2 separate regions of the Homo sapiens genome follow, and region 1 is linked to region 2. Evidence: read pairs that join two places in POLR2A ChIA-PET (ENCODE). Cell type or tissue: A673. All regions are shown on one strand. Links, peaks and the distances in the headings refer to the core of each region. The heading gives the core; the rest is flanking DNA. Region 1 overlaps LINC02542 (long intergenic non-protein coding RNA 2542). Region 2 has its middle 770 kb from the start of BCKDHB.

Region 1 (16,030 bases), core at 7,268-11,267, 1.2 Mb after region 2:
TTAATTATATGTATAGTTTTGATTTTATATTGTGAGCCTATAGATCCTAGTGGAGTTGACTGAAAAGGAGACATGTAAATTGGCTGAGAAATGGCAATAAACAGACAGTTGCAGAGCTGAGGTTAAGAATAGCTCCATTTGGCCAGGCACGGTGGCTTATGCCTATAATCTCAGCACTTTGGGAGGTCGAGGCAGGTGGATCACCTAAGGTCAGGAGTTTGAGAACAACCTGGACAACATGGTGAAACCTCGTCTCTACTAAAAAAAAAAAAAAAAAAAAATTAGCTGGGCATGGTGGCACATGCCTGTAATCCCAGCTACTCGGGAGAGTGAGACTCCATCTCCAAAAAAAAAAAAAAAAAAAAAAAAAAAGAATAGCTCCAGCTTTTTGCCATTCTATTTAAAAAAAGGAACAAAACAAAGTTAGTGGGATCTGTTATTTTGCCTGGCAAGCATTAGACAATTACATGGGTGAATGAATGAGTGAATGAATGAATAAAATTAGTTGTCCCAGTTTGTTTTCAGGCTTTCCTACTGATATTATTTCCCTCCATTCCATTCTTTAATTTTCCTTCTCAAATATCGGCTTACATATTATCTTAAGGAAACTAACACAGGAACAGAAAATCAAATACTGCATGTTCTCACTTATAAGTGGGAGCTAAATATTGAGCACACATGGACACAAAGAAGGGAGCAACAGACACCAGGGCATACTTGAGGGTGGAGGTGGGGAGGAGGGAGAAGATCAAAAAACTACCTCTCAGGTACTACACACTTACTACCTGGATGACAAAATAATCTGTACACCAAACCCCCGTGACATGCAATTTACCTGTATAATGAACCTGCATATGTATGCCTGAACCTAAAATAAAAGTTTTTAAAAAGGTTCACATGTGAAAAGCAAAAGCTTTTGAATTGATCACAAAACAAATAATATAAGAAAAAATATATGTTCACTTGTTTCATAAAATAACCCTCGCTTTCCTCAAACTCTTATTTTTTCCATCCCATCCAATATGCTTGGCATAATTCTCTCCCATGCCTCTTTTTTCCCCAATGATTACCTCAATTCTCTCACAAAACTTAAGTTTAAAGTGTTTTCCTACCTACCATAATCATAATCAGTACACAATTCCCACCCTGGAATAAAGGATGAAATAAATGTGAGAAAACATCATGCAGTGATCACTCTGTTCATCTGTTTTCTTAGGATTTAGGCTCCAGCAGCTCTGAGACCAGGTCTTCTGAAATTGTGAATGCTCAATAAACATGATTTGGAACAGTCTTGCTTTGAGGACTACAGCGCTCTGTGTGACTATCCTTACTCCAGGTTACCACTGCCTGGATGAGGCTTACTCCTCTTTATATTTCCACTTGTTTCTGTTTTTCTGTTTTCTTACAGACTACAGTCAGGGCCAGAAATATCCTCAGTCTACCCTTTACTCAGCTAAGGGTGTCTCCTCCCTTCTTCATTTTGCTTGCTATTAAACAGAGCTTTTTATAGTGCCCAGAGGGTGTCAGCCTTCTCAGATGAATTACTTTTCCTGAAAAAGAAAAAAGAGGAAATAAAATAATAAAATGATTCATGATCTTGACCCTTGGGACTGGAAAGTAATGTCTCACTGAGTGAAAAGGCAGCACAAAACTCTAGAGAAACTGCAGTTTATATTTCAGTTCATACCTGTTAACTTTCCAGCAGTTGGTGGAAATTATTGCAAAGGAACAAGAAAGAATTTGGCCATGGTGTATGGAAATAACAATAAAAAACTATAAATAAAAACGTAAGGAAAGCAATCATTGCTAGTCCAGCTACTGTTAGCATTCAGTTATTGGTTCATTTATTCATTCAGGATATAATAATCTCTCAGAAAAGTTTATTCCAAAACATCACTCCTAATAACTCCCTTGTCATCTTATTTATGTGAAGTGGACTTATTAATCCTAGCACTAAAAGACAAAAATGTGAAAGTAAAAATAGAGTAAACCAGAGTGTAAGAACGAGGTCAAATTATTTTACCAATTTGAATATAAAAATTATTCAAGATTGGTCAGGGGCTGTGGCTCATGCCTGTAATCCCAGCACTTTGGGAGGCTGAGGTGGGTGGATCGTTTGCAGTTCCTAGGATGGGAGTTCGAGACCAGCCTGAGCAACATGGCAAACCCCATCTCCACTAAAAATACAAAAATTATCCGGGCGTGGTGGCACGTGCCTGTAGTCCCAGCTATGGGACGCTGAGGCATGAGAATCACTGGAACCCAGGAGGTGGGTGTTGCAGTGAGCAGAGATTGCACCACTGCACTCCAGCCTTGGCGACAGAATAAGACTCTGTCTCAAAAATAAATAATTTTTAAATATATATATATATATATATATGTTAAAGATTAATTGAATAAGAAATGGGAAAAATTGAAAAGACTAAGTCGAGTCACTCCTTTTTTTTAATTTTAAGTATGTCACACTATTTCAATTAAAAAATTGTACTTATTTTAAATATAGCTTACCTTTATATTGTATGTTTAGAATTTTACCCCTTTGTTCATTTACAAATAAACATTTATTAAATATCCACTCTGGACTAGGCAATGAAGTAAATAAAACAATTTCTCACCGCAATGAGCTCATATTTTAGAAGAGAAACAAGTAAACAAAAATATAATAAAATATGTAAAGCATAATAATAAAGACTTCACAAGATCAGAGATGGCTCAACAAAGGATAGGATAACTCTCAGGGGAGTTAATGGACAAAAATGAATAGAACGTATCAGTCAGCCTTGGTAGTGAAGAAAATTCTGGGAAGGAAATGAACCATATGCATAAAGCCATGGACACATGAGCTAACATGAAGTATCCTAAGAACTGCAAGCCATGTGAAATAGTTGGAGCATGTGGGAAGGAGGTAGATGATGAGGTTGCAGAGCATGCCAGGGCCATGGTCACAAACAGTTCAAATGCACTGTTAGGAAACAGCCAGCTCCATGGGCATGGGACTTATGCAACTGCACAGGGCCCCACATTTAGAAGCACTCTATACTTAGTTTACTGCTCTGCTATTACTATCTTGAAGGTTTTACTTTTTGAACAAGAGGCCCTGCACTTTTATTTTGTACTGGGTCCCACAATCTATGGCCCTCCTCATGTTAAAGATTTTTATTTTATTTTATTTTATTTTATTTTATTTTATTTTATTTATTTTATTTTATTTTATTTTATTTTAATTTTTTTTTGAGACAGAGTCTTACTCTGTCACCCAGGCTGAAGTGCAGTGGTGCGATCTCTGGTGGAGATCGCTGCAACCTCCACCTCCCAGGTTCAAGCGATTCCTATGCCTCACCCTCCCAAGTAGCTGGGACTACAGGTGTGTGCCAGCATACCTGGATAATTTTTGTATTTTTAGTAGAGATGGGGTTTTGCTGTGTTATTCAGGCTGGTCTTGAACTCCTGACCTCAAGTGATCCACTTGCCTTGGCCTCCCAAAGTGCTGGGATTACAGGCATGAGCCACCATGCCCAGCCAAAGATTTTAAATAGTAAGTATTTCCGGAAAAAAAAATGAACAACAAAACCTAATCCTCCTTAGACTATTTGTGACTGTTTGACTTTAACCAGTGTCAATCACTACAGATGAATGCCAATGATTCTCTAAAGAAGGAAGATAAATTTCTAAAAGACTGCTCCTGACCAAACTAATTGAGGAAACCAGCTAGTTGAGTGTGTTTCTTGGCCTTCATGCTGATTCTTGCTCACACTCAGGTTTGAAAATATCCTCCAGTTCAGTACTCTACAAACTTCTAAATATTTTCTGGGATTATCTTTATAAAAACACATCTGTTAAAGAGCACACATAAAATCATTCAGCATTCCATTTGAGAATAAAACATACATTTTGTTCTCAGCCTCCTAACTCAACCCACTTTCCACTTTCCACTTAGAATCTTAAGCAACAACACATAAAGTTATAGATGAACTTTTGTTTACAATGTTGTACAATGGTTTACATTATTGTTTATCTATGGAACAACAAGTTGTGAACTTGCTGAAACTATTCAAAATTCATTTACCTTCTCCTATTTTAACAATGAAAGTCCTCAGTCCAAGAAACAATGCTTAATTCACCCCAGATGTCATTTTAAAATGACTACAAAACACTGCTGAAAGAAATCAGAGGTGACACAAATGGAAAAACATTCCATGTTCATGGGTTGGAAGAATCAATACCATAAAAATGGCCCTACTACCCAAAGCAACTTACAGATTCAGTGCTATTCCTATCAAACTACCAACGTCATTCTTCACAGAATTAGAAAAATCTATTCTAAAATTCATATGGAACCAAAAAAGAGCCTAAATAACGAAAGCAATCCTAAACAAAACAAAAAAAAAAACAAAGCCAGAGGCATCACACTACTCAACTTCAAACTATACTATAAAGCCACAGCAACCAAACCAGCATGGTACTGGTACAAAAACAGACACAGAAACCAATGGAACTGAATAGAAAACTCAGAAATAAAGCTGCACACCTAAAACCATCTGATCTTTGATAAGGCAGACAAAAACAAGCAATGGGGAAAGGACTCCCTATTCAGTAAATGGTGCTAAAATAACTGACTAGTCATATGCAGAAAATGAAATTGGACTCCTACCTTCCACCACGTACAAAAATTAATTCAAAATGGATTGAAGATTTAAATGTAAGACCTCAAACTATAAAAATTCTGGAAGACAGCTGGGCACAGTGGCTCATGCCCGTAATCCCAGCACTTTGGGAGGCTGAGGTTGGTGGATTACCTGAGGTCAGGAGTTCAAGACCAGCCTGCCCAACAGGGCACAACCCCATCTCTACTAAAAATACAAAAAATTAGCCAGATGTGGTAGCAGGCTACCTAATCCTGGCTACTCGGAAGGCTGAGGCAGGAGAATCGCTTGAACCCGGGAGGTGGAGGTTGCAGTGAGCCAAGATCACACGCCACTGCACTCCAGCCTGGGTGACAAGAGTGAAATTCTACCTCAAAATAAAATAAAATTCTGGAAGACAACCTAGAAATAGTCTAGTTGACATAGCCTTGGCAAAGAATTTTTGGCTAAGTTCCCAAAAGCAATTGCAACAAAAACAAAAAATAGACAACTGCAGCCTAGTTAAACTAAAGAGGTTCTGCACAGCAAAAGAAACTATCAACAGAGTAAACAGACAATCTACAGAATGGAAGAAGATGTTCATAAACTCTGCATCTGACAAAAGCCTAATATCCAGAATCTACAGGGAACTTAAACAATTCAACAAACAAACAACAAATAACCCCATTTTAAAAATGGGCAAAGGACAACAGACACTTCTCAAAAGAAGACATACATACCAGTGGCCAACAAACATGAAAAAATGCTCAGCATCACTAATCAGAGAAATGCAAATCAAAACCACAGTGAGATACCATCTCACACTAGTCAGAATGGCTACTATTAAAAAATTAAAAAACAACAGATGCTGGCCAGGCTGCTGAGATAAGAGAACGCTTATACCTTGTAATGTATACACTTATACCTTGAAATGTAAATTAGTCCAGCCTGTGTGAAAAACACCTGGAGACTTTTCAAAGAACTTAAACAGAGCTACCCTGCAATCCCATTACTGGGTATATATCCAAAAGAAACAAATTGTTCTACAAAAATATACACACACTTGTATGTCCATCACTGCACTATTCACAATAGCAAAGACATGGACTCACCCAGGTGTCCATCAATGGTAGATGGGCTAAAGAAAATGTATATTTTCTTATATGCCATGGAATACTATACACTATGGAATATTAAGCAGCTGTTAAAAAGAATGAAATTATGTCCTTTGCAGAAACATGGATGGAGCAGAAGGCCAAAATCCTAAGCAAATTAATGCAAAAACAGAAAACCAAATACTGCATGTTCTCATTTATAAGTGGGAGCTAAGCAATGAGCACACATAGACATAAATATGGGAAAAATAGACACCAAACTACTAGACCCTACTAAAGGGTAGAGTGGGGAGAGTGGGTTAAGAAACTACCTATGGGGTACTATGCTCACCACCAGGGTGATGGGATTGGTATTCTAAACCTCAGCATCACACAATGTACCCAGGTAATAAACCTGCCCATATACCCCCTGTATCTAAAGTAAAAGTTAAAATTTTTTTTAAATGAATGAATCCATTCCCAATGTTTCCTTTTATTTGAAATATCACATTTATTCAACTCACCCTCTGATTCAGTAAAAATATATCATTTCTCTATATGTATTATTCTCAGCAATTTTTCCACCACAACCCTAGATCAACAAAGATGGTGTTTTAATTTTTCATTTTCTTTGGTTTTTAATTGAAATATAAAAGGTATAAAGTGCACAAATCTTAAGCATACATATTTATATCATGTATACACACATACACACACATATACACACGCTAATGTAATCACCAGGCAGATCAAGATAAAAATATTTCTAACACCCCAGAAAGATGTTTCTTATCCCTTCTGAGTCAATACTTCCCCAGAGTTAACCACTTCTTCTGACTTCTATTACCATAGAATAATCTTTCCTACTCTTGAACTTCATAAAAATGGAATTTGGATACATTTTATTCATTAATATGTCTGTGCAGTTTCTTCCTGTTGTTTATAGCAGTAGTTTATTCTTTTTGATTGCTGTATAATTTATTAATTTGTCCATTGTGCTGTTAATGGATATTTGTATTATTGAGCCCAGTTTTGAATACCCAGGCACTGTTCAAGACTATGCAGGTAAAAGGAGCATAAGGCAAGGTTCTTGATGCCAGGAACTTATAACCTAGATAAAGCATAATGAAAATACATATGAAAACCTGGCTACAACTTAACAGTCTACACACTATGCTATCTTCAGTATCTTGTGTCTTCAGCTCTGAGGCATGCATACATCTTGTCAAAAACATTCCAACATATCATTCCCTGTTGTCTTTCTTCCTTCAATCCACTCTCCACTTCACCTCTCCAATGCACATACACACATACACACATCTGAATATCAAATGTACTTTGAAATAATAACAGATTCTCTTCAGAAGAGAGTGCAATGTGTTCTTTAAAATTTACTCTGTGTCCCAGGTTTAGTGCGGTGCACTTTAAAAGCTATTGATTGTTAAATGCAGAATTATTGGTCAATCTTTCAAAAGACTACTTAATTTTCTGCTTTTAAAAGATAAAACATGCCATTTTGAATTAATATAGGAACTATACACAGAAATCAGCAGAAATCTAGTTGCTGTCAAGTTTATACACAAATGTCATAAAACAAATATTTTCTAAATACGTAATTTTCAATGTCTATAATTTAAACCACTCAGCATATGCAATGTGACCTAAAGTGGATTACTTAAGCTAAACTGTAACCTGAGTGTTATCCAGATTAAATGACATACTGGTGTTCTATTCAGGAAGCCCATACTCCAAAGTTTGTGCTAAGAGAGCTGTTCCTTTTTTCTTGATCAGTAACCAATGCTTTGCTAATTTGAATATGCAATATCAGAAATAGATGTCTCTAAGGGGTCTGTTAACTAATAAGTGGTCTATTAATAAGTTTATTATTAACATGAAGTAAGACTTTGACTCTCTTGATGGAACTTTTAAAATGTAAATTGACTAAAATTATTTTAGAGACATTCTCTACCTTTAAATTAACCAAATAAAGAACCCAAGTGTTGGCCGAGCATGGTGGCTTATGTCTATAATCCCAGCATTTTGGAAGGCCAAGATGGGAGGATCACTTGAGGCCAGCAGTTCAAGACCAGCCTGGTCAACATAGCAAGACCCCGTCTCTATTGTAATTTATTTTAATTTATAAAAAAAGAACCCAAGGAGGCCTGCACCCTGCACCTTTTATCCTTAGGGAAGAAACCCAAATACTCTTCTGTCAAGCTGTGAACTCTTGTTTCCTGATGAACCCATCAGAAACAAAAGACATGGAGACCACTAAGCAAACGTTTAATAAATAAGCAATCTATAAGGATAGCAATCCTGCCTCTGGAATCTGGGCACTAGTCTTGAGTGAACTCTCACTGAACCATAGTACCTTTTGAAGGATTGAGAACTGAGGTGGTCCTGAGCCTACAGAAAAGCCTGCATGAAGTGTTACTTGATACTTGGGCCCTTCTTCTTGACTTTAGCAATTCATTTAGAGAGCATGAGAGTATAATTTTATATGGTATAATGTAGTATAGTAAGGAATACTATTAATAATAGCTAGTACATACTTTAAAAGTATTCACCATGTGTCAGCACTGTCCTATGCCAGGATCAGCAAACTTTTTCTTTAAGATAATAAACATTTTAGGCTTTATGGACCAAAAGGCAAAATTGACGATATTATGTAAGTACTTATACAACCACTTCAAATGCAATCATTTAAAACATTTTATTTTAATTCTTAGTTCATGGATCACTAAAAAAAAAAAAAAAAAAAAAAAACAAAACAGGCTGCTGGATTGATTTGGCTCATGGGCCATAGTTTCTGTTCTCAGAACTTTACATATATTAACTCATTTAATCTTTTCATCCACCTATGAAGTAGGTACTATTGAATCCCTATTTTAGGAATAAGGAAATTGAAACAAAGAGAAATTTGGTTAATTCCTGATATCAGACAACTGTATCCTATTAGTATAAATAGTAGAGTCTAGTATACGGGAAATTGTTTTCTCTACGTGCATTTCCTTCTTTTGAAAGCCCATATATAATACTTTTTTTGTCCACAGTAAAAGACACATTGATTGGAATGTTCCTCTTGTTAGATAATCTCTCTTTCTGACCTCAAAATGCTAGGCCTCTTGGAATCATGCTGGGGGCTACAGTACATAAAGGTATGGGAAAGAAATCTAGCCTTTTCTTTATGCCCTTACCAACCTTTCATAAGCCTCCTTTAACTTCTTCATTTTATCAGCTAAGGTACAAAGAGCCAAGGTCAGACATTTGGTGACAATCAGGCAGAAGGAAAAGAGTAAAGAGGACCCTATTCTCTTTAGAGCTGGCATTTCCTCTGTAAAATAATAAAGCTTTTGTGAAGAGCCTCCCAATGCAAATAACAATACAACATTCATATTCCCAGATGGCACACTGCAGTCATTCATCTTTATGTAACCGGATGGATGATTAGTGTGGGTTAGCAATTGAAGCTAAATTATCTGTCAGTTTGTCTTTAGACCTTGCTGATAACATCAGCCCAATATTTGTAATAACTGATGACATGCACTTATGCATAGAAGAGAAGATTAAGCTTACTGTCTCTAAAAGGAAACGTCAAAGACAAAAAACACAAAGATGGCTTTGGGTCCCAAGCTTCTGGCATCAATGAAAGGCTCTTACTGGCCAACATTCTGAAAATGGTACATGCTTTTTCTGGCTAATGGCACAATGATTCTCAGATGGGTGTCATTTTCTCTGGCTCTTTAATCAGGAGCAAAATCAAGAGGAAATAGCTTTATTATGTGTAGCTTCAAATCAGACAGCCCTTCGCTAGGTAATCATCACTCTGGGAACATTTCAAAACATTACAGATTTGAACTTTCCAGTATTAGGAACATCCTTATTTGGCAAGTCCAGATAATAAGGGTCCTGGTCAAATTATGGACAGTATTCTGGGTATGATAGTGAGTTTCTCTATGAGGATTTCAAACTATAAAACATTCCAGTTCATTAATAACTAGTATGACTTGGAGGCGAGTGGATCACTTGAGCCCAGGAATTCAAGACCAGACTGGGCAACATGGCAAAATCCCGTCTCTACCAAGAAAAAAAAAGTTAATAAAAATAAAAACTAGTATGACTTGAATGTTTAGGACAAAAACAAAGCACAAGGTGCCATAGTACAGTACAAAACTCAATGACACTTTCTGTCTAAAGATATAATTAATACTAAAATTATACTAAAACAAGATATGCTTTAGGATTCAGCTGATCAGCAAGATTAGCAAAACAAATTGTTATATGGTAAATGTATGTGACTATTACTTAATAGAATCATATTAACCTGCTATGTTTTAGATCAGAAACAATCGAATCTTGGCAATTTCATACTTTCCAACCTACTATAAATTAACAGATTTCTAACGTCACGTATGGAATGGTTGTTGTGTTTTTCTTAAAATTAATTTGCTATGGGAAGCTTTCTTTATCTTGATACTTTGAAGTTAGAGCCTTAAGACCTGGAACTCCTAATATCTTACCTAGAAGAAGCCACGTTTGCTTTCCAAGTTACTTTTGTGATTTCCCTGGTGATCGGTGGCAGCTTGCTCTCTACGTTTGCAGCTTCTGCTTGCTGCTGAGTGATAGGAGATGAATGATGAGGAGGCACCGTGTGAGCTTTCTTGCTGAGCACCACTAGGAGCCACTGAGACTCCACAGCCATGTGGCCTCTGAAGAGCTAGGCTCTGTGACACACTTGGCAGACTGGAGCTCACTGGTGGGAAATACCAATCTCCATTGTTGCTGCCTGTGGAAATTGTACACTAAATGGCAAAATGGGAGTGTAGTACCCCTCCGTTATGCATGCAGATTCACTTAAACAAATTATACTTTAAATATAGCATCAATCGTATTATTAAATAACATATATGCTTCTTCCATTCTGGTAGATAATAAGAATTTAAGTGAGGTTTTTAAAGCACACAAAACAAAAGTTATTTTAACCAAGCACAGAAAGGTAAATACCATATTATCTCAGTTTTATGTGGAATCTAAAAAAGTTGAACTTATAGAAGCAGAGAGTAGAACGGTGATTTCTAGGGGCTGGGGGAAGGGAGGAGCAGGATTGGGAATATGTTGGTCAAAGGGTCAAGGGATAAAAAATTTAAATTAGTTAAGGAGGAATAAGTTCAAGAAATTTATATGGTACTACACATAGTCAATGACAATGTGTAGTAGACTTTAAAATTGCCGAGAGTAGATTTTAAGTGTTCTTACTACACGAAAAAGTGTGTGCAGTAATGCATATGTTAATGAGTTTTAGTCATTCTACAATGCATACATATTTCAAACCATGATACTGTTAACCATAAATACACATAATTTTTATTTGTCAATTACAAAATAAAAATTTTGAAGTTATTTTAAGACCCTTTAACAAATTTTATTAAATGCCTACTCTGTCCCAGACTCCGCCAGTCCCTTTCTCATATGTCATCTCTTTCTTTCTACAACTCATCGACAACAGGGTAAGGGTTAGAACCCAAGTTTTTGAACCAAACATGGGATACCAAAGTGCCACACTGGCTTTGTGACCTTAATTGGAAATCTTTCTCAGGGCTGTTTGGTAGGCATTATGCAATATGTTTTGAACCAATTTGCTAAAACCGAGAACCAGAACAGTTTGCTTTTAATTTCTTTCAGAGACATTGTGTGGAATTAAAAGTTCCTGCATTGAACACAATGAGACTTTTCACTTTGGCAGTGAGTATACACAACCTCAATAGGGGCTGTCCACAGTGACTATTTTCTTTAGAAGGAGAAACAAGCCAAAGTTAATGATAACTCCCTCCTAAACAGAACTAAACTGAACCACCCAGCTTAACTTCCCTAGGGAGAACCTGCGTCATATTGAACACAAATATTTACCTAGATGGACTTGAAAAGGAACCCAAGACTCCTTCCGGGTGTGGATTACCAACCTACATAAAAGAGCTGGGCACTCACAATGCAGCCATAATGACCAGGCTGAAGACTAGTCACTGAAATGGCAATTCAATGTTCTGATGTGGCACTAAGTTATAGTTTATATAAATATTATGTAACTAAATAATAGAAAATAGGAAAAAAAATATATGTAGAAACAAGCCAGCAAGAATTTCACTAAACTTTTCAGTCCTTTATTATAGTACTGGGAATTATCTAGGAACTCAACTTTACTGGGTAAATTCCGCAAAGACATGTTTGCATCATCCCTGCCTTTATAATGAGAAGCAGTAATAGACATGATGTGTATACCACATAATGTAATTCCGTAATAAGTGTGCTACAGGGAAGACGAGGCTGGGTCACAGGCCTTGAAGAGCCTAACAATGGATGACCTGCCACTTCACAGAGCTGTGGGAGATCTGGCCCTGCCACAGCCTCCGGAGGCCATGGAACCCCTGACTAGTGCTCAAGTCTTGCTTATTAGGAAAGGTATACCTGCAGTGTCATCACAGACCCTGTAAGATGCTAAAAAATAAATTAAAACCACCTGCACCTCCTTAGAGTACAACTCCCGCAGGATTGGCTACCTAACTTGCAGGGCACAGTGAAAAATGAAAATGTGGGGATTCTTATTCAAAAAGAAAAAAAAAAGCCATTTTTTCTTTTTTTCTGAAGTCTTTTTCTCAACCTGTCATGGTGGGTTTTTTTTTGTTTTTTTTTTTTTTGCCATTTAATGTCCTGCTTCTTTGAGCACAGAGACACTCACTAGGCAAGTACAGATCTTCATAGGCGTGAAGTCCCCAACTCTCTCCAACCTCTCCAACTCAGCACATGGGGTTTGCACACCTGCCTCTGACTCTCCTCAAATCTGTACCCAGCCCACCGTGGTGGGGACATATGGGGACAGTGATCTCCAGGCAGAGGCAGGGGAATGAGCAGCTGAGAACCTGTCCCTGGGAGAAGCCTCATGACAAGAAGCAGGACCTTGTGTGAAGCAGGCTCCAAGACCTTCTACACCCTCTATGGTCCCATCAGACATCACTTATAAAACACAAATTTAAAGATAAAATTAAGAAAATCAAGATGGTGACTGCATTTCATAAAACCCAAGTGTAGAACGAGCACATAGCCCAGTACAACCACACAGGCCATGCCCAAGAAGACAGAATATCTGGCTAAACCCTGAAGGTTTCTCAGAGCACTTACTTGCTGAAGATTAGCTATTCTGTTTAGAAATTAATTGGTCACTGATGTTAGTCTAACTAAAAGGAGCAAAGGGACACTGTCCAAAAAAACTCCTAAAGCAAAAATGCCAGCCAATGTGCCCCAGAGCTACAAAGGTAGCTCTCCTAATTTTGAATTTACCAGTAAATAAAATGAGTTCAGGGATCTAAAATCTTAACCTTGGGTGCCGGAATTTGTAATGATCATTAGGATGAACTTTTAAGTAGAAAAACTCCGAGTTTCTTAGTTGAGAAGCTAAAGTCAAAGTAGTTAATGAAAGAAAACTAATGAGATAAACAGTACAGAAGCTACGAAATAATGGAAATTCAAACAGACAAATAGGGGTTATCTTATCAGCTGGGCCAAGAAACCAGAGGGTCAGAGAAGCAGCTCTGGATGCCTGGAAAATAAAATGTTAAGAATAAGAAAGAAAAATGCAAGCACCATAACAGCCTTGAATTCTGAGCTAGGAATGGGACAAAAATTCAGATAAGCTTAAAAAGAACAATCATGGGTCTTGCATTTTTAGAAATAGTTCACATGTCATCCTCAATGGATTATAAAGCTCAAAAATAACCCAGAACTCTTGACACTGAAACTACAGAACTGAGATATTAGTTTAAGTGTTTTAAGTTGGATATCATGCCTAATTGTCAAGACCACCTGCTGAGGTTTGGGTGCGGTTTGCCTACATCAGAACTCATGTTGAAATTTTATTCCCAGTGTGGTAGTGATGGGAGGTGGGGCCTAGCTAGGAGGTGTTTGGCTCCCAGCGGTGGATCCTTCATGGATAGATTAATGATCTTTTGAGAATGAGTTCTTCCTCTTGTGGGACTGAATTAATTACCAAGACAGCAAGTTGCTCCTCCCTGTGTTTGGTCCCTTTGCGCTCACCCTGCTCCACCTTCTGCTTTCTGCCATGAGTAGAAACAGCTGAGGCCCTCAACAGATGTGCTGCCCAATCTTGGATTTCCCAGCCTCTCCAGAATCTTGAGCCAAATAAACTTTTCTTAATAAATTACCCAGTCTCGGGTATTCTGTCATAGCAACACTGAATGGAATAAGACACCACCCTTCATTAACTTCATTTTGCATGTGGGAAGCCAGAGCTTAAAATGGGTACCTGGCCCAGAGTCTCATAAGTGGTACACAGAAACAGAGCCTAGTGTGACTCAATCAGCCTGCCTCTGTGTCTGCACTACTAGTCTCTACATTTCCTCATACTCACAGCACAGACTGCTTTGTATGGCCTTAAGAGGCACAAGAAGCATTTGTTAAGCCTTGTGTCCTGATTTTTGAATTGGCAATTGTAATCACTAAAACACAAGAACTTAAACAATGAAGCTAATGAAAAGCAGAGGATTCAAAGAAATTTTACTTCTCTTTTCTCTCTTCTTTCTACACTAACTATTCCTCTTAGCTTTTCTAAGCCCCCATGTCCTATTTGTAAAATAAAAATAATAAAGTTTTCCTCTTAATATTATTTTGGGGATTAAAGCAGATAATATATATAGATTGTTTAGCACAGCACTCAATAAAACTTACCATTATTAATACACAATTAGTTTTAATACCACTGTTAGTAGCGATTTGGGCATGGAAAAAATTTGTTGAATGTTCTTACTTTTAGCAAGACTAAAAGTAAGAAAAAGCAGAGCAGTATACTGAGGTGGGTCAAAGAAAATTACAAATTGTGGACTTAATGATAATTAAAACCTGCATTGTGCTATAAATATACAAAGAAGCAAGCCAGACACAGTGGCTCACGCCTATAATCCCAGTACTTTGGGAGGCGGAGGCAAATGGATTGCCTTGGCCCAGGAGTTCGAGACCAGCCTAGGTGACTTGGCAAAACCCTGTCTCCACAAAAAATACAAAAAAATTAGCCATGCATGGTGGGACATGCCTATAGTTCCAGCTACTTGAGCCCGGGAGGCAGAGGTTGCCGTGAGCCATGATCACACCACTGAACTCCAGCCTGGGTAAAGAGACCCTGTTTCAAATATATATGTAAAATAAAACATATGTATAAAGAAGCACACTGAATGTGTTTTATTATCTAGGCTATATTCTCCTGATTCTTTCTGGGGCTCCACTTATCCCATATAGGACGAATTTATTAGTCATACAGAAAGGAATCCAATGGAAGACCTATGTCTCAGTGTACTAGGATCCAAATGTTGCCAATTTATTACCTCTAAAATTTATTCATGAAAAATTTCACATCAATTGGTTTATTTTATATTTTACTGCTCACAATCTATAAATGGTTTAGGATTCATATTTTACTACTTCACAATCTATAAATGGTTTAGGATTCAGTTTCATCCTTTTTTTTTTTTTTTTTTGAGACAGTCTCATTCTGTCACCCAGGCTGGAGTGCAATGGCATGATCTCAGCTCACTGACACCTCTGCCTCTTGGGTTCAAGCGATTCTTGTGCCTCAGCCTCCTGAGTAGCTGGGATTACAGGTGCAAGTCACCACACCTAGATACTTTTTTGTATTTCTAGTAGAGACAGGGTTTTGCTATGTTGGCCAGGCTGGTCTGGAACCCCTGACTTCAAGTGATCCACCTGCCTCGGCCTCCCAAAGTGCTGGAATTACAGGCGTGAGCCACTGCACCCAGCCCAGTTCCATCATTCTTATATTTTACTTATCATCTCACATGAGTAAAAGTTTGATCTTTTCCAATTTCTGGCACAGTAAAACACAAAAGAGGATGTTTGAAACAGGTTTAATTTGTTAATTTAAGGCTATGAAACACTTCCTAACATTCCCTTAGTGAACTTTTTTTCTGATCCCTACTAGTTCGACTTCTTTTAGTTTAGAGGTTTTAGTCCTCAAGAGAAAACACATCAACGAAGAAACCTAGCAAGAATCCTACTGAATACTAAGCTATACCTGCTGTCCAAGCACTACAGGCAACACATGCCAAAGGACTAGCAGGTAAAAAAAGAAATCATCTTGGCAGGGGTAATGGACCCTGATCATCAATCAGGAAGGATGCAAAATTGCTGTTACACAAAGAGAGCAGAAAGGAGTAAGGTTGGCACCCAGATGATCCTCTTGAGCTTGTCTTAATGTTCCCTTGCCTAATTATGATGCTGATGATGATGCAGCAA
Region 2 (16,030 bases), core at 5,699-9,698:
AGGAAATAATAAAGGTCACAGCAGAAATAATTGAAATTGAGACTAAAAATACAATACAAAGAATCAATGAAACAAAAAGTTTGTTCTTTGAAAAGATAACAAAATCAACAAACATTTAGCCAAACTAAGGAACAAAAGAGGGAAGACTCAAATAAAATCAGAGATGAAGCAGAAGATATTGCACCTGATACCACAGAAATACAAAGGATCACAGGAGCCTATTATAAGCAATTATAGGCCAACAAATTGGAAAACATGGAAGAAATGGATAAATTCCTGGACAGACACAACCTATTAAGATTGAATCATGAAGAAATAGAAAATCTGAACAGAGCAATAAGGAGTCATGAGATGGAATCAGTAATAAAAAGCCTCCCATCAAAGAAAAGCTCAGGACCAGATGGCTTCACTGCTGAATTCTACCAAACATTTAAAGAACTAATATCAACCTTTTTCAAACTATTAAATAAAATTGAAGTAAATACTTCCAAACTCATTCACTAGACCAGCATTATTCTGATATCAAAACCGACAAGGACACAACAGAGAAAGAAAACTAAAGGCCAATATCCCTGATAAACATAGTTTCAAAAATCCTCAACAAAATAATAGCAATCAGAATCCAGCAGCATATTAAAAAGATCATTCACCATAATCAAATGAGATTGATCGCAGAAATGCACGTCTGGTTCAATATATTCAAATCCATAAATATGATCAACAGTCAGTGAATCACTTTAACAGAATGAAGAAAAAAATCATATGATTATTTCAAATTAGGCATAGAAGGTAAATTCCTCAACACAGTAATAGCCATATATAACAAACCCATAGCTAACATTATACTAAATATGGAAAAGTTGAAGGCTTATCTTTTAATATCCAGATTAAGACAAGGATGCTAATTTTCTCCACTTCTAATTTAGCATTATACTGGAAATCCTAGGCAGAGCAATTAGACAAGAGAAAGAAATAAAAGGCATCTAAATAGGAAAAAAGAAAATCAAAGTGTTCCTTTTGGTAGACAGCATGATCTTATATAGAGAGAACCCTGAAGACTCAAACCAAGAAATTGTTAGAAATAATAAAAAAAAATCCATAAAGTTGCAGGGTACAGAATCGACATACAGAATTAGTAGAATTTCTTTAAAATAATAGTGAGCTATCTGAAAAAGAAATCAAGAAAAAAATTCCATTTATAATGGTTACAAAAAAGACATGTAGGAATAAATATAGCCAAGGAGATGAAATTTCTCCACAATGAAAACCATGCAATGCTGATGAAAGAAATTGAAGATTACACAAATAAATGAAAATATATCTTTTGTGTCTATAAATTGGAAGAATTAATGTCATTAAAATATTCATACTACCCAAATTGACTTACAGATTCAATGTAATCCCTATCAAAATAACCAGTGACATTCTTCTCAGAAATAGAAAAACAATTCTAAAATTTATATAGAACCACAAAAAACCATCAATAGCAAAAGCAATCTTGAGTAAAAAGAACAAAGCTGGACGCATCACACTACCTTACTTAAACTATACTACAAAATTTGAGTTACCAAAACAGCATGTTACTGACATACAGACTCATAGACTAATGGAACAGTACAGAGAACCCAGAAATTAATCCACGTATCTACAGTCAACTAATTTTTGACAAAGGGGCCAAGGAAACGTACTGGGGAAAGGATAGTCTTTTCAGTAAATAGTTCTGGGAAGATTGGATATCCACATGCAAGAAGAATAAAACTAGACTCGTATCTCTCATCATATACAAAAATCAAAATGGATTGGAGACTTAACTGTAAGACCTGAACTATGAAACTACTAGAAGAAAACATAGGAGAAATGCTTCAAGACATTGGTCCGGGAAGACATTTTGTGAATTAATTCTCAAAAACACAAACAACACAAGAAAAAAACATATGGGGTTATATCAAAATTAAAAAGCTTCTGTGCAGTGAAGGAAACAATTGACAGAGTGAAAAGACAACCTACAGAATGAAAGAAAACATTTGCAAAGTACTCATCTGGCAAGGTTAATATCGATAATATATAAAAACTCAATAGCAAAGAAACAAATAATCTGACTTAAAAATGGGCAAAATATCTGAATAGACATTTCTCAAAAGAAGACATAGAAATGACAAACAGGCATATTTTTTAAAGTGCTCAACATCATTAACAATCAAAGACATGCAAATCAAAACCGTAATGAGATATCACCTCACTCCAGTTAGAATGGCTATTATAAAAAGACAAAAGATAACAAGTGTTGGTGAGGATGTAGAGAAAATGGAATTCTCACACACTGTTGATATAAATGTAAATTTAGATACTCATTATTAAAATAATATGGAGGTTCCTTAAAAATTAAAAATAGAACTATAATATGGTCTAGCAATGCCACTGCTAGATATATATCAAAATGAAAATCAGTATGTCAAAGAAATATCTCCATCCCCATATTTATTGCAGCACTACTCATAATAATCAGGATATGGAATCAATCTAAGTGTCCATCAATGGAAAATGGATAAAGAAAATATGGTATGAATACACAATGAAATAATATTTAGCCATAAAAAATAAAACTATGTCATTTGCAGCAACATGGATGGAGCCGGATGACATCATATTCACTGATATAAGCTAGGCACAGAAAGACAGATCTGGCATGATCTCACTTATATGGGGAATCTGAAAAAGTTCATCTCATGTAAGTGGAGGATAGAATTGTGGTTACCAAAGCCTGGAATGCCTAGGGAGAAGGGGGAGTTGGGGAGACATTGGTCAATGAGTAAACAGTTATAGTTAGATAGGAATTAGTTCTAGTGTTCTATTACACAGTAGGGTCACTATAGTTAACCATAATGTATAGTTTCAACTAGCTAGAAGAGAGGATTCTGAATGTTCTCACCACAGAGAAATGATAGATATTTAAGGTGATGGATTTGCTAATTACCCTGATTTAACTATTAGCCAATATGTACATATATTAAAACAGCACAATATACCTCATAAATATGTACAATTATTGTGTCAATTAAAAATAAAATAAAACTACACAAATAAAAATAAAATAATATACACCATAGTCAATCATCTTCTCCTTTTAAGATTTTTTATTCAAGTTTGAAAAAGCCTTTCCTAGCCTTAAATTTAAATATGGCATATTATTTTTTCCCTGCAGAGGTCTTTCACATGCTTGTATTTTTTTTGGGGGGGGGGCAGCTATTGTGAAAGGGGTTGAGTTCCTGATTTGCTTCCCAGCTTGATCTGCTGTATAGCAGAACTACTGATTTGTGTACACCAATTTTGTATCCTGAAACTTTGTTGAATTCATTTACCAGTTCTAAGAGCCTTTTGGATGAGTCTTTAGGGTTTTTTAGGTATACATTTATCATATCATTAGCAAGCAATTTGGATGCCCTTTTTTATCTTTCTCTTGTCTGATTGCTCTGGTAAGCACTTCCTTTCTATGCAGAATTGAAGTGGTTAAAGTGAATGCGTATCCTTGTCTTGTTCCAGTTCTCAGAGGGAATGCTTTCAACTTTTTTCTGTTCAGTACAATGTTGGCTGTGGGTTTGTCATAGATGGCTTTTATTACCTTCAAGTATGTCCTTTCTATGCCAATTTTGCTGAGGATTTTAATCATAGAGGAATGCTACATTATGTCAAATGCTTTTTCCGCTTCTATTGAGACGATCATGTGATTTTGTTTTTAATTATGATGTATCACATTTATTGACTTAAGTATGTTAAACCATCCCTGCATCCTGGGTATGAAACCCACTTGATCATGGTGGATTATCTTTTTGATATGCTGTTGGATCCAGTTAGCTAGTATTTTGTTGAGGATTTTTGCATCTGTGTTCATCAGGGATATCAGTCTGTAGTGTTTTTGTTTGTTTGTTTGTTTGTTCAATATGTCCTTTGCTGGTTTTGGTATTAGGGTGATACTGGCTTCATAGAATGAATTAGGGAGGATTTCTTTCTCAATAGGATTGGTACCAATTCTTCTTTGAATGTCTGATAGAATTCAGCTGTGAATCTGTCTGGTCCTGGGCTTTTTTTTTTTTTTTTTTGTGGGCAATTTTTTATTACTATTTCAATCTTGCTGCTTGTTATTGGTGTATTCAAAATTTCTATTTCTTCCTGGTTTAATGTAGGAGGGTTGTATACTTCCAGAAATTAATCCATCTCCTCTAGGTTTTCTAGTTTATGTGCATAAAAGTGTGCATATTATTCTTGAATAATCTTTTATATTTCTGTGGTATTAGTTGTAATATCTCCCATTTCGTTTCTAATTGAGCTTATTTGGATGTTCTCTCTTCTTTTCTTGGTTAATCTCACTAATGGTCTATAAAGTTTAACTTTTCAAAGAACCAGGTTTTTATCATTTTTATTTTTGTTGTTTCAATTTTATTTAGTTCTGCTTTGATCTTCATTATTTCTTTTCTTCTGCCAGGTTTGGGTTTAGATCGTTCTTGTTTCTCCAGTTCCGTGAACTGTGACCTTACATTGTGTATTCATGCTTTTTAGATTTTTTGATGTAAGCATTTAAGGGTACGAACTTTCTCAAGTACTGTCTTTGCTGTAGAATTTTTAAATTTCCATCTTGATTTTATTGTTGACCCAATGATCATTCAGGAGCAAGTTATTTAATTTCCATGTATGTGCATGGTTTTGAGTGTCCCTTTTGGTATTGATTTCTAGTTTTATCAACTGTGATCTGAGAGAGTAATTGATATAATTTTGATTTTCTTAAATTTACTGCAATTTGTTTTGTGGCATAATGTATGTTCTATCTTGGAGAATGTTCCATGTGCTGATGAATGGAATGTATATTCTGCAGTTGTTGGGTAAAATGTTCTGTAAATATGTGTTAAGCCCATTTGTTCTAGGGAATAGTTTAAGTCCATTGTTTCTTGGTTGACTTTCTGTCTTGATGACCTGGCTAGTGTTGTCAGTGGAGTATTACAGTCCCCCAATATTATTGTGTGGCCATCTAATTTGTTACATCTGTTAGTAATTGTTTTATACATTTGGGAGCTCCAGTGTTTGGTGCATATATATTTAGAATTGTGATGTTTCCCCACTGGAAAATATCCTTTTATCATTATATAATGTCCCTCTTGGAAAACCATAAAACACTGTTGAAAGAAATCATACACAACACAAACAAATGGAAACTCTTCCCATGCTCATAGATGAGTAGAATCAATATTGTGAAAATGACTATACTGCCTAAGAAGTCTACAAATTCAATGCAATTCCCATCAAAATACCACCATCATTCTTCACATAACTAGAATAAACAATCCTAAAATTCATATGGAACCAAAATGAGCCCCCATAGCCAAAGCAAGTCTAAGCAAAAAGAACAAATATGGAGGCATTACATTACCCAACTTCATACTATAAGGCTATCATCACCAAAAACAGCATGGTACTAGTATAAAAAATAGGCATATAGACCAATGAAACAGAATATAAAACCCAGAGATAAAGCCAAATACTTAAAGCCAACTGATCTTTGACAACCAAACAAAAGCATAAAACGGGGAAAGGACACCCTATTCAATAATTGGTGCTGGGATAATTGGCAAGCCACATGTAGAAGAATGAAACTGGATCCTCATCTCTGACCTTATACAAAAATCAACTCAAGATGTATTAAAGATTTAAATCTAAGACCTGAAACCATAAAGATTCTAGATGATAGCATTGGAAAAACCCTTCTCGACAATGGCTTAAACAAAGATTTTATGACCAAAAACCCAAAGCAGATGCCACAAAAACAAAGATAAATAGATGGGCCTTAATTAAACTAAAAAGCTTCTGCACAGCAAAAGAAACAATCAACAGAGTAAAAAGACAACCCACAGAGTGGGAGATAATCTTTGCAATGTATACATCTGACAAATGACTAATATCTAGAATCTATAAAGAACTCAAACAAATCACCAAGAAAAAAAAAGCAATCCTATCAAAAATTGGGCTAAGGACATGAATAGACACTTCTCAAAAGAAGATATATAAATGGTTAAAAGGCACATGGAAAAATGTCTAAGATCACTAATGATCAGGGAAATGCAAATCAAAACCACAATAGATACGACTTTACTCCTGTAAGAATGACCATAATAAAAAAAAATAGATGTTGGTGTGGATGTGGTGAAAAGGGAAGACTCTTACACTGTTGGTGGGAATATAAAGTAGTACAACCACTATGGAAAACAGTGTGGAGATTCCTTAAATAACTATAAGTAGATCTACCATTTGATCCAGCAATCCTGCTACTGGATAGCTACCCAGAGGAAAAGAAGTCATTACACAAAAAAAGATACTTGCACGCCCATGTTTATAGCAGCACAATTTGCAATTGTAAAAATATGGAATCAGCCCAAATGCCCATTAATCAATCAGTAATGAAAATGTTATCTATATCTATCTATCTATCTATCTATCTATCTATCTATCTATCTATCTATCTATCAATCTATCATCTATCCATCCACCCACCCACCATGGAATACTACTCAGCCATAAAATGGAAGGAAATAACAGCATTCACAGCAACTTGGATGGAACTGGAGACCATTATTCTAAGTGAAGTAAGTCAGGAATGGAACACCAAACATCATATGTTCTCTCTTACAAGTGGGAGCTAAGCTATAAGGATGTGAATGCATAAGAATGATACATTGGACTTTGGGGACTCAGGGGAAAATGTAGGGGGTGGGGAGGGATAAAAGACTACACGTTGGATACAGTGTACAGTGCCCTGGTTACTGGTGCACCAAAATATCAGAAATCAGCAATAAAGAACTTAAGCAAACACCACCTATTCCCCAAAAACCGATTGAAATAAAAAACTTAAATGATAAATAAATATGGCCTACTAGTTTTTGAAAGATCTTATATGCCAATTTGTCACATTATTGTGTAGAGTAAAAAAGGGATTTGTTACAGTCTTATTTCAGCAAAATTCCAAGTGCTCCTAAGTGAGATGATAATCAAAAGAAAATATTCATTAGGAAAGAAGTATCTCATACATTAAATTTTAAACATATGTGTAGCTAAACTTTTCTTTGAAACTCAAATATGTATATTTCTGAGACAGCAATCTCAAAAGAGTATGAACAAACATTTGTCTCTTTGAGATACCATACAGCAGGGAGTGTAGAAGACCACATAAGACAAAGATTACATTCTCACATTTTGATTTTTTTTTTGACCGGATTTGACCTTTCCCTTTCACAATATTGGACTCAATAACCTTGCTCCTCTCTCTGTCCATGAACTGTTGGCTTCAACAATTCTTGCGCTATGGAATCCTGCCAGCACTGCAGGAGGGCTGGAGTACAGAGGCAAGGTTCCAATGTCTAAATTAGGGCCAGTTACTTCCAGAAGAAAATTCACAGCTCTTGCTGGGGGTTGCTTGCAGGGAATTTTTCCAGAGAAAGTGTGTTTGTAAAAGTATGGAAGTGGTCTGTGAAGTATATAGACGCAGTCTCAGGGAGAAAAGAGGGGTGGGAGATATTACTTGAATTGATCATCTTGGACCTAAGAAGGATCTCAGGCCTGAGGGATCAGAAATAAACACAGTTGTTCACAAACTTGGAGCAGCTCTCTAGCACCTTTTTATTTTCAGAAAAATACAATTTTTAACAAAGATTCTCCCTGAGCTTTCAGTTTCAAAAATATTTTCCCCTGGAGATAGGAATAAGAGAAGTCAATTGTCTCTGTATGTTGCCCTGCTTGTTTCCTTCCTTCCTTCCTTCCTTCCTTCCTTCCTTCCTTCCTTCCTTCCCTTCCTTTCTTCTTTCCTGTCTCTGTAGCTGTCACAAATTCTTACATGTTAACTCTTCCCTACATCCAAAATTAAGAGGAAAATAATTATTAAATAAAAATAATTTCTTCTTAACAATAATCCACTTTTCTGGGTTCACCTAAATTCACCTTTCAGTTTCTAGGGCTGAATGTTTACCAGGTGTTGTTACTTCTTAGCTGTGTGTTTTTGCAGATGTGTACACTGCAGTTTTTTTCTGTCACTGGACCTTGATAAAAGAGGACTCCAGAGGCCTAGGGGCTTACCTTTTAGAGTTGATTATGGGTTCCACCATTATACTTTTACTTAGCCTTTCAAACCACATCGACAGTCTTAGATAATTAAGTAACTTTCCTTTGTAAACCTGGGCTTTTAAGCATTAACCTCCACTAATATTAGATTAGGAAAGGGTAAATAAAACACTTTTATTTATTTTTCAATATACACTACAATTTGTCTCACACAATTGTCTTTCAAATTAATTTTCCCAATATTTTGGAGAACCATATTTTTAACCTGACATGTTCTTGGCCTAGTCAGAGAAGAGATAAGTTTATTGCTTACATAACCATGTGAATCAGACATGGAAAATACATATTAAATTATTTAATTCATTCTTCTGCCAATATTATATTATTCCCTAAAGTCCATTCCTCTATTTTTTAGACTTGTTATGTAATTTACTAACCCGGTTTAACTAACATTTCTTATTTTCCTTATTCATTAATTGATACAGATACATTTTTCCAGTCAATGTAATTTTCATTAATATTTGCTGACTAGATAAAAGAAAACATTAATATTGCCTTTTATTTTTATAGTAATTCTCTGTATATACACATAATTTTTTAAAATTTGTGCCATCAATGACATATTGTTGTACCTATTATATAACTGAGAAAATTAGGGTACAAAGAAATTGTGGAACTTCTTCAAAATGATATAGTGAGTGACTTATCCAATGTGGACTAAATTCTATAATTTTAAAATTCAAAATGACAACGGTCTTACAGAACAATGAAAATAAAAAAAAGTTGAAAAACTTATTAAACCCAACTGTGGATAAGCAATCCATGCACTGTAGTAATAACATACATTATTTTATTCAATACTTAAAACTGTCCTGTTAGATAATATTATAATTTCCACTTTGAGGATGACTCTAGTTCTGGAAGTTCATGTAACTTTTTGAAGGTTGAAATTCTAGTATTGAAGAGCTTCAGGCAGCCAGACAGAACACTATATTAAACTGAAAATGAATCTTATTTTTCTATGTTCCATATTATTTTGCAACAATATCTTTAAGTTTATTTTTTCTTATATTATGCTAAAGTTTGTACGTTGAAGAAAGAGTCTAAGAAGTGACAATGTATAAACATTTCAAGATTCTGGATATGTGCTGTCAATTTTTTTCAAATAAATTCAATCAATTTATACTATCTTTAATATTTAGATTTTTCTCATAACATTATCAAATATTATTAACATGTAAAGTTATATAATTGTTACATAAAATGTATTTATTCATATTTTTAATTGCATACTTTAGAGTACTGGTAAGTTTCAATTTTTGAATAGCTATTCATTATTTTTTTGCTTTTCAGGAAAAATCATCTTTTCATTCCTGTGCTTGTGGAACATCTCAAATACTGGGGGTTTCTTATTTATTTGCCAGAGCTGTACACCTATTAAAAACATTAGCACTTGCTCTATCATATTTTAATAAATACTTTTCTCAGTTTTTCACTTTTCTTTTTAATTTGTAAGAGTTTCAAAATTGTGTGTCAACATATATTGATATTTTTCTTTCTCATATGCTTGATAAGATTGCAGAATCTTCCACCATCTAGATTTGATTAATAGTCACACTTATTTTTGCTTGTCTATGCTGTTGTTTTTGTCAGCTTAATATTCTACTTATTATTGGAAGCCGTGAAGAATCTGAATTATTCTTGCAATTAATCAATACATTAAACATCATCATTAATAATTAAATTTGGATACATTTATGCATATTATTTTTTCATCATGTTTATGTAATAGAACTGGATAGTTTCCTGGCAATGTATTAACTAGAATTAAATCATCTTCGTATTTTTTCTTGTTGGCATAATGATAAAATTGTAGTATTTCATTATTGCCTGTTTTTTACTAGACTATTGGTTCCATAATCAGTGATTGTGTATTTGCTGTTTTCTGATATTGTCTATGGTACTTGAACCATAGTGGTACTCAAGATAAATATGTGTACAAATATGTGTATGTTTGTGTGTGTGTGTGTGTATACATACATATACATTTATAAACATATAGGTATATATCTGTTAGACATCTATATGTATGTACACATATATGTATTCATATATATGTGTATATATACACACTTTTACTGTTCAGACTGGTCAATAAAAAGAGCTAATACTGTAAAAATGCATAAAGTATTTTTAAAGGATTTCTATGCAATGTCATTCTGGTATTTATGGGTTATTTAAAAAAGAGAATAGTATGAACACATGCTTAAAGGGCTTTGCCATGCATCCTCTCACTCCATCCCTGAAAGTGACAAATTGGTCTATTCTGCTTTCCTACCTGTCCTGCAACTTGCTAATTCTTGCCTTCTCCAATAAGCTTATCTATATTGGCAGAAACTGAAGAATAACCTTAAAACTGGCACTTGTTTTCTGTATGTCAGAGACAGATGAAGATAATATTTCCTTTACATACAGCTACCAACTATCAGACTCTCTTTTGCATTTTTATGCTTACCCTTCATTCTTTTTAGAATCCATTTCAGATTCTGTTGTTAACAGCATGATTATTTTAATTTCTGAGATTCTCTGTGGAACCATTTTAAAAGAATCTGCAACCTTCTCATTCTCTCAACTCAATGATAGCTTCTGAAGTCTTTGTATTCACGTGAAATCATTCTGAAAAATGCCCATGTGTTTGAAACAATGTTCATTGATTTAGATTTTATTTATATCATGTTCACTTAACAAAAGGATTTCAGAATTCTTATCATTGTTGCTACCTGCTGATCACATCAGGAAAGAGCTGTGTAAGGAGCTTTCTCAGTTTTATTTTATTATTATACTTTAAGTTCTGGGATACATGTGCAGAACATGCAGGTTTGTTACATAGGTATACATGTGCCATAGTGGTTTACTGCATCCATCAATCCATCATCTAGGTTTTAAGCACCACATGAATTAGGTATTTATCCAAATGTTCTCCCTCCCCTTGCTCCCCACTACCTGACAGGCCCTGGTGTGTGATGTTCTCCTCCCTGTGTCCACGTGTTCTCATTGCTCAACTCCCACTTATGAGTGAGAACATGCAGTGTTTGATTTTCTGTTCCTGTATTACTTTGCTGAGAATGATGGTTTCCAACTTCACCCATGTCTCTGCACAGGACATGAACTCATTCTTTTTTATGGCTGCATAGTATTTCATGGTGTATATGTGCCACATTTTCTTTATCCAGTCTAACATTGATGGGCATTTGGGTTGATTCCAAGTCTTTTCTATAGGGTATAGTGCTGCAATAAACATGTGTGTGCATGTGTCTTTATAGTAGCATGATTTATAATCCCTTGGGTATATACCCAGTAAAGGGATTGCTGAGTCAAATGGTATTTCTGTTTCTAGATCCTTGAGGAATTGCCACACTGTCTTCCACAATGGTTGAACTAATTTACACTCCCACCAACAATGTAAAAGCTTTCCTATTTCTCCACATCCTTGCCAGCATCTGTTGTTTCCAGACTTTAATGATCACCATCCTAACTGGTGTGAGATGGTATCTCATTGTGGTTTTGATTTGCATTTCTCTAACGACCAGTTATGACGAGCTTTTTTTCATGTTTGTTGGTCACATAAATGTCTAAGAAATGTCTGTTCATATCCTTCACTCACTTTTTGATGGGGCTGTTATTTTCTTGTAAATTTGTTCAAGTTCCTTGTAGATTCTGGATATTAGACCTTTGTCAGATGAATAGACTGCAAAATTTTTCTCCCGTTCTGTAGGTTGCCTGTTCACTCTGATGATAGTTTCTTTTGCTGTGCAGAAGCTCTTTAGTTTAATTAGATCCCATTTGTCAATTTTGGCTTCTGTTGCAATTGCTTTTGGTGTTTTAGACATGAAGTCTTTGCCCATGCCTATGTTCTGAATGGTATTGCCTGGGTTTTCTTCTAGAGTTTTTATGGTTTTAGTTCTTACGTTTAAGTCTGCAATCCATCTTGAGTGAAATTTTGTATAAGGTGTAAGGAAGAGGTCCAGTTTCAGTTTTCTGCATATGGCTAGCCAGTTTTCCCAGCACCATTTATTAAATAGGGAATCCTTTCCCCATTGTGTGTTTTTGTGAGGTTTATTGAAGATCAGATGGTTGTAGATGAGTGGTGTTATTTTTGAGGCCTCTGTTTTGTTCCATTGGTCAAACATCTGTTTTGGTACCAGTACTATGTTGTTTTGGTTACTGTAGCCTTGAAGTATAGTTTGAAGTCAGGTAGTGTGATGCCTCGAGCTTTGTTCTTTCTGCTTAGGATTGTCTTGGCTATATGGGTTCCTTTTTGGTTCCATATGAAATTTAAAGTCTTTTTTTTTCTAGTTCTGTGAAGAAAGTCAATGGTAGTGTGTCCGAAATTTATTCCTTCCAGTGGGTTCTTGGTCTCGCTGACTTCAAGAATGAAGTCGCGGACCCTTGCGGTGAATGTTACAGTTCTTAAAGATGGTGTGTCCGGAGTTTGTTCCTTCAGATGTTCAGATGTGTCTGGAGTTTCTTCCTTCTGGTGGGTTCGTGGTCTCGCTGACTTCAGGAGTGAAGCTGCAGACCTTCGCAGTGAGTGTTACAGCTCTTAAGAGTGGTGCGTCTGGAGTTGTTTGTTCCTCCCAGTGGGTTCGTGGTCTTGCTGATTTCAGAAGTGAAGCCGCAGACCTTTGCAGTGAGTGTTACAGCTCTTAAAGGTGGTGCGGTCCCAAAAAGTGAGCAGCAGCAAGATTTATTGTGAAGAGCAAAGAAAAAAGTTTCCACAGCATGGAAGGGGACCTGAGAGAGTTGCCTCTGCTTGCTCAGGTGGCCAGCTTTTATTCTTTTATTTGGCCCCATTCACGTCCTGCTGATTGGTCCATTTTACAGAGTGCTGATTGGTCCATTTTTACATAGTGCTGATTGGTGTGTTTACAATCCTCTAGCTAGAATCTATAAATCACCTTTGGCAGTATTGCCATTTTCATGATATTGATTATTTCTATCCATGATCATGGAAAGTTTTTCTATTTGTTTGTGTCCTCTCTTATTTCCTTGAGCAGTGGTTTGTAGTTCTCCTTGAGGAGGTCTTTCACATCCCTTGTAAGTTGTGTTCCTAGATATTTTATTTTCTTTGTAGCAATTGTGAATGGGAGTTTGACCTGATAGCCTTTCCAGTGATCAGAAACTGATTCATTATGTTCCCTAGTAGACTAAGAGGAGGGCAGAGATCCAGCTGATAAGAAGACCAAAAAAGAAATTTACCCTCTCTCACATGCTTCCTTTCCTACTTTATTGAAATGAATACACCTACCCACAGTTCCATAAGAATTGAAAATGAATTTTCCGTGCCTAATCACTTATTAAAAATAATTAACTAGTGATTTTTTAAAAAAATTGACAAAAAATCATATATTTTTATGTTAGCTCATGATTTGTGATACATGGCAAGCTAATGCAATATGCACATAAGCATTACCCCACATATCTTTTTTGTGATGAGAACATTTAAAATATACTCTCAGGAAATTTCAAGTACACAATATATTGTTATTAACTATAATTACTATGCTGAACAATAGATCTCCTAAACTTATTTTTCCTAACTAATTTTATATTTGATTATCAATATCTTCCCAATCTCCCAATGAGTTCTTTTTAATTACACATTTTTGTGGATACAGAGAGAAGAAGTTGAATAAGAGTGTGAAATGTTGGGCTGAGCACAGTGGCTGAAGCCTGTAATTCCAGCACTTAGGAAGGCTGAAGCAGAAGGATTGCTAGAGGCCACAAGCCTGAGACCAGCCTGGGTAATGAAGGGAAACCCTGTCTCTACAAGCTTTTTTAAAAATATTTTATGTATTTATGTATTTATTTATTTATTTATTCATTTATTTATTTATTTTAACGTTAGCTCGGCATGGTGGCACATGCCTGTATTTCCAATTGCTTGGGAGGCTGAGGTGGGAGGATTGCCTGAGCTTAGAAGGTTGAGCCTACAGTGAGCCATGATTGTTGCCAATGCACTCCAGCCTGGGAGTCAGACCCTCCCTCAAAAAAATAAAAAATAAAAAAGGTGAAAAGTTTAAATCCACCCATGTCTCTTAATGTGTATGAAGATATGCAATCTATCCTTACGGAAAAGATGCGAAAAGCTTTACCCAGACAACTGTCTTACAGAAAAGATGTGTGCATAAAGAAGGACTCTGGATAGGAGATGCTAAGGCTGTGCTTGAAGAAACTCTAAGACTTTAAAACACTGATCTTCAAGTAAGAATCTTCAAATGAGCACTGAGATAACTGAGGTGCCAGTGAGCCCTAAGGGGATTGTCAGCATATTTTTACCTCTTCATCAAATATCTAAATTCAAGGTATCATAAATTGCTATGGCATAGTCACTGATAAATATAGACAGATTATAAATACTATTCATCTAAATAATATCATTGGATTCAATGAAGAACTGCCAGCACTCTATAAATGCATACGTATATGAACAGAACTCCTTCTTTTTCCAATTCAATGCATAGCTTAAAAATTTACAAAGCTTATCTTTGATGTCTTCCTTCCCCCATCCCCTGCCTAGCTCCAAGTGCTGAACTCTGACTGCCCAAAGTAGACATTCTGATGCTTCAATATCTGTGCTAGTGCCAAATTTTTCATACCCCATGCCATCTTTACTAAAACTCTTGTCCTACATTTAATGCCATTTGGTATTTATATTAGCAAACCAACTGTAGTGTGCAGTTATTAGGTACTATGCATTAAGCTACAAACTTAAATTTCTTATGTCACTTGATCCTCACAGCAATTATTCAAGCAGGTCTGGCTTTTTACCTACAGATGAGAATAAAGAGTGTTAGAGATTTGATTATTTTGCCTAAGATAACAGATACAGGTGCAGTGGCTGAACTTAAACCCAAATCTGTATGGTTTCAAAGCTAATACTATTAATCACTTCCGGTAAAATAGTATATTACTGCAAATCATAGGATTTCATTCATTTTTATGATTGAGTAGTTTTCCATTGTGTACATATATCACATTTCTTTTCTCCAGTCATCTATCGTTGGACACCTAGGTTGATTCCATATCTTGGCTACTGAGAAGAGTGCTACAATAAACATGGGCATGCAGATCTCTATTTGATATACAATTTCCTTTCCTTTGCATAAGTTCCCAAAAATGGGATTGCTGAATCACGTGGTAGTTCTATTTGTAGTTTTTTTGAGAAGCCCCCATACTGTTCTGCATAGTGGCTGTACTAGTTTACATTCTTACCAGTAGTGTATTGAGATTTCCCTTTCCTGCCCATCCTCACCAGCATTTATTATTTTTTGTCTTTTGGATTATAGCCATCCGAACTGGGATGAGATAATACCTCATTGTGGTTTTGATTTGCATTTCACTGATGATTAGTATGTTGAGTATTTTTTCCATGTACCTGTTTGCCATTTGCATGTCTTCTCTTGAGAAATGTTTATTTAGATCTTTTGTCCATTTTTAAATCAGATTATTTGGTTCACTGATATTGAGTTGTTTGAGTATCTTATACATTCTGGATATTAACCCCTTGTCAGATGCATAGTTTACAAATATTTTCCTCTATTCTCTAAGTTGTCTCTTCACTCTGTGGGTTGTTTTCTTTTCTGTTCATAGCTTCTAAGTTTGATGCAATTTCATTTGTCTATTTTTGCTTTTGTTGCCTATGCTTATGGGGTCTTAGCTAAAAAATCCTTGCTGAGACCAATGTCATGAAGCATTTCCTCTATGTTTTCTAGTATTTTTGTGTTTGGGGCCTTATATTCGGATCTTTGATCCATTTTGAGTTGATTTTTGTACAGGGTGAGAGGTAGGGATCTACTTTAATTCTTTTGTGTATGGATATCTAGTTTTCCCAGAACCATTTATGGAAAAGTCTCTTTCCCCAATGAGTGTT

What was found. ChIA-PET counts read pairs that join two places held together with the same protein. Peaks named below come from ENCODE experiments on the same cell type or tissue, not always from the same donor. Only the 100,000 strongest peaks of a DNase experiment are listed, where the experiment ranks them.
Region 1: POLR2A ChIA-PET joins it to region 2 with 12 read pairs; 1 of 35 experiments calls an interaction of 5 or more read pairs at or near these places.

The regions. Positions count from the first base shown.
Region 1 is chr6:82,075,519-82,091,548 of GRCh38, forward strand. The region is part of intron 1 of LINC02542 (long intergenic non-protein coding RNA 2542); the gene reads right to left. The region is part of intron 3 of LOC107986617 (a long non-coding RNA gene); the gene reads left to right. Among named protein-coding and RNA genes, the nearest start is that of LINC02542, 18 kb to the right of the region's middle. In A673, for the core only: a CTCF peak has its summit at 10,373; DNase peaks (open chromatin) are centred at 9,313 and 10,403; H3K27ac peaks cover 2,485 bases.
Region 2 is chr6:80,865,060-80,881,089 of GRCh38, forward strand. No RefSeq gene overlaps it. Among named protein-coding and RNA genes, the nearest start is that of BCKDHB, 770 kb to the left of the region's middle. In A673, for the core only: no CTCF peak of the experiment used is centred there; DNase peaks (open chromatin) are centred at 7,362, 7,712 and 8,082; H3K27ac peaks cover 3,395 bases.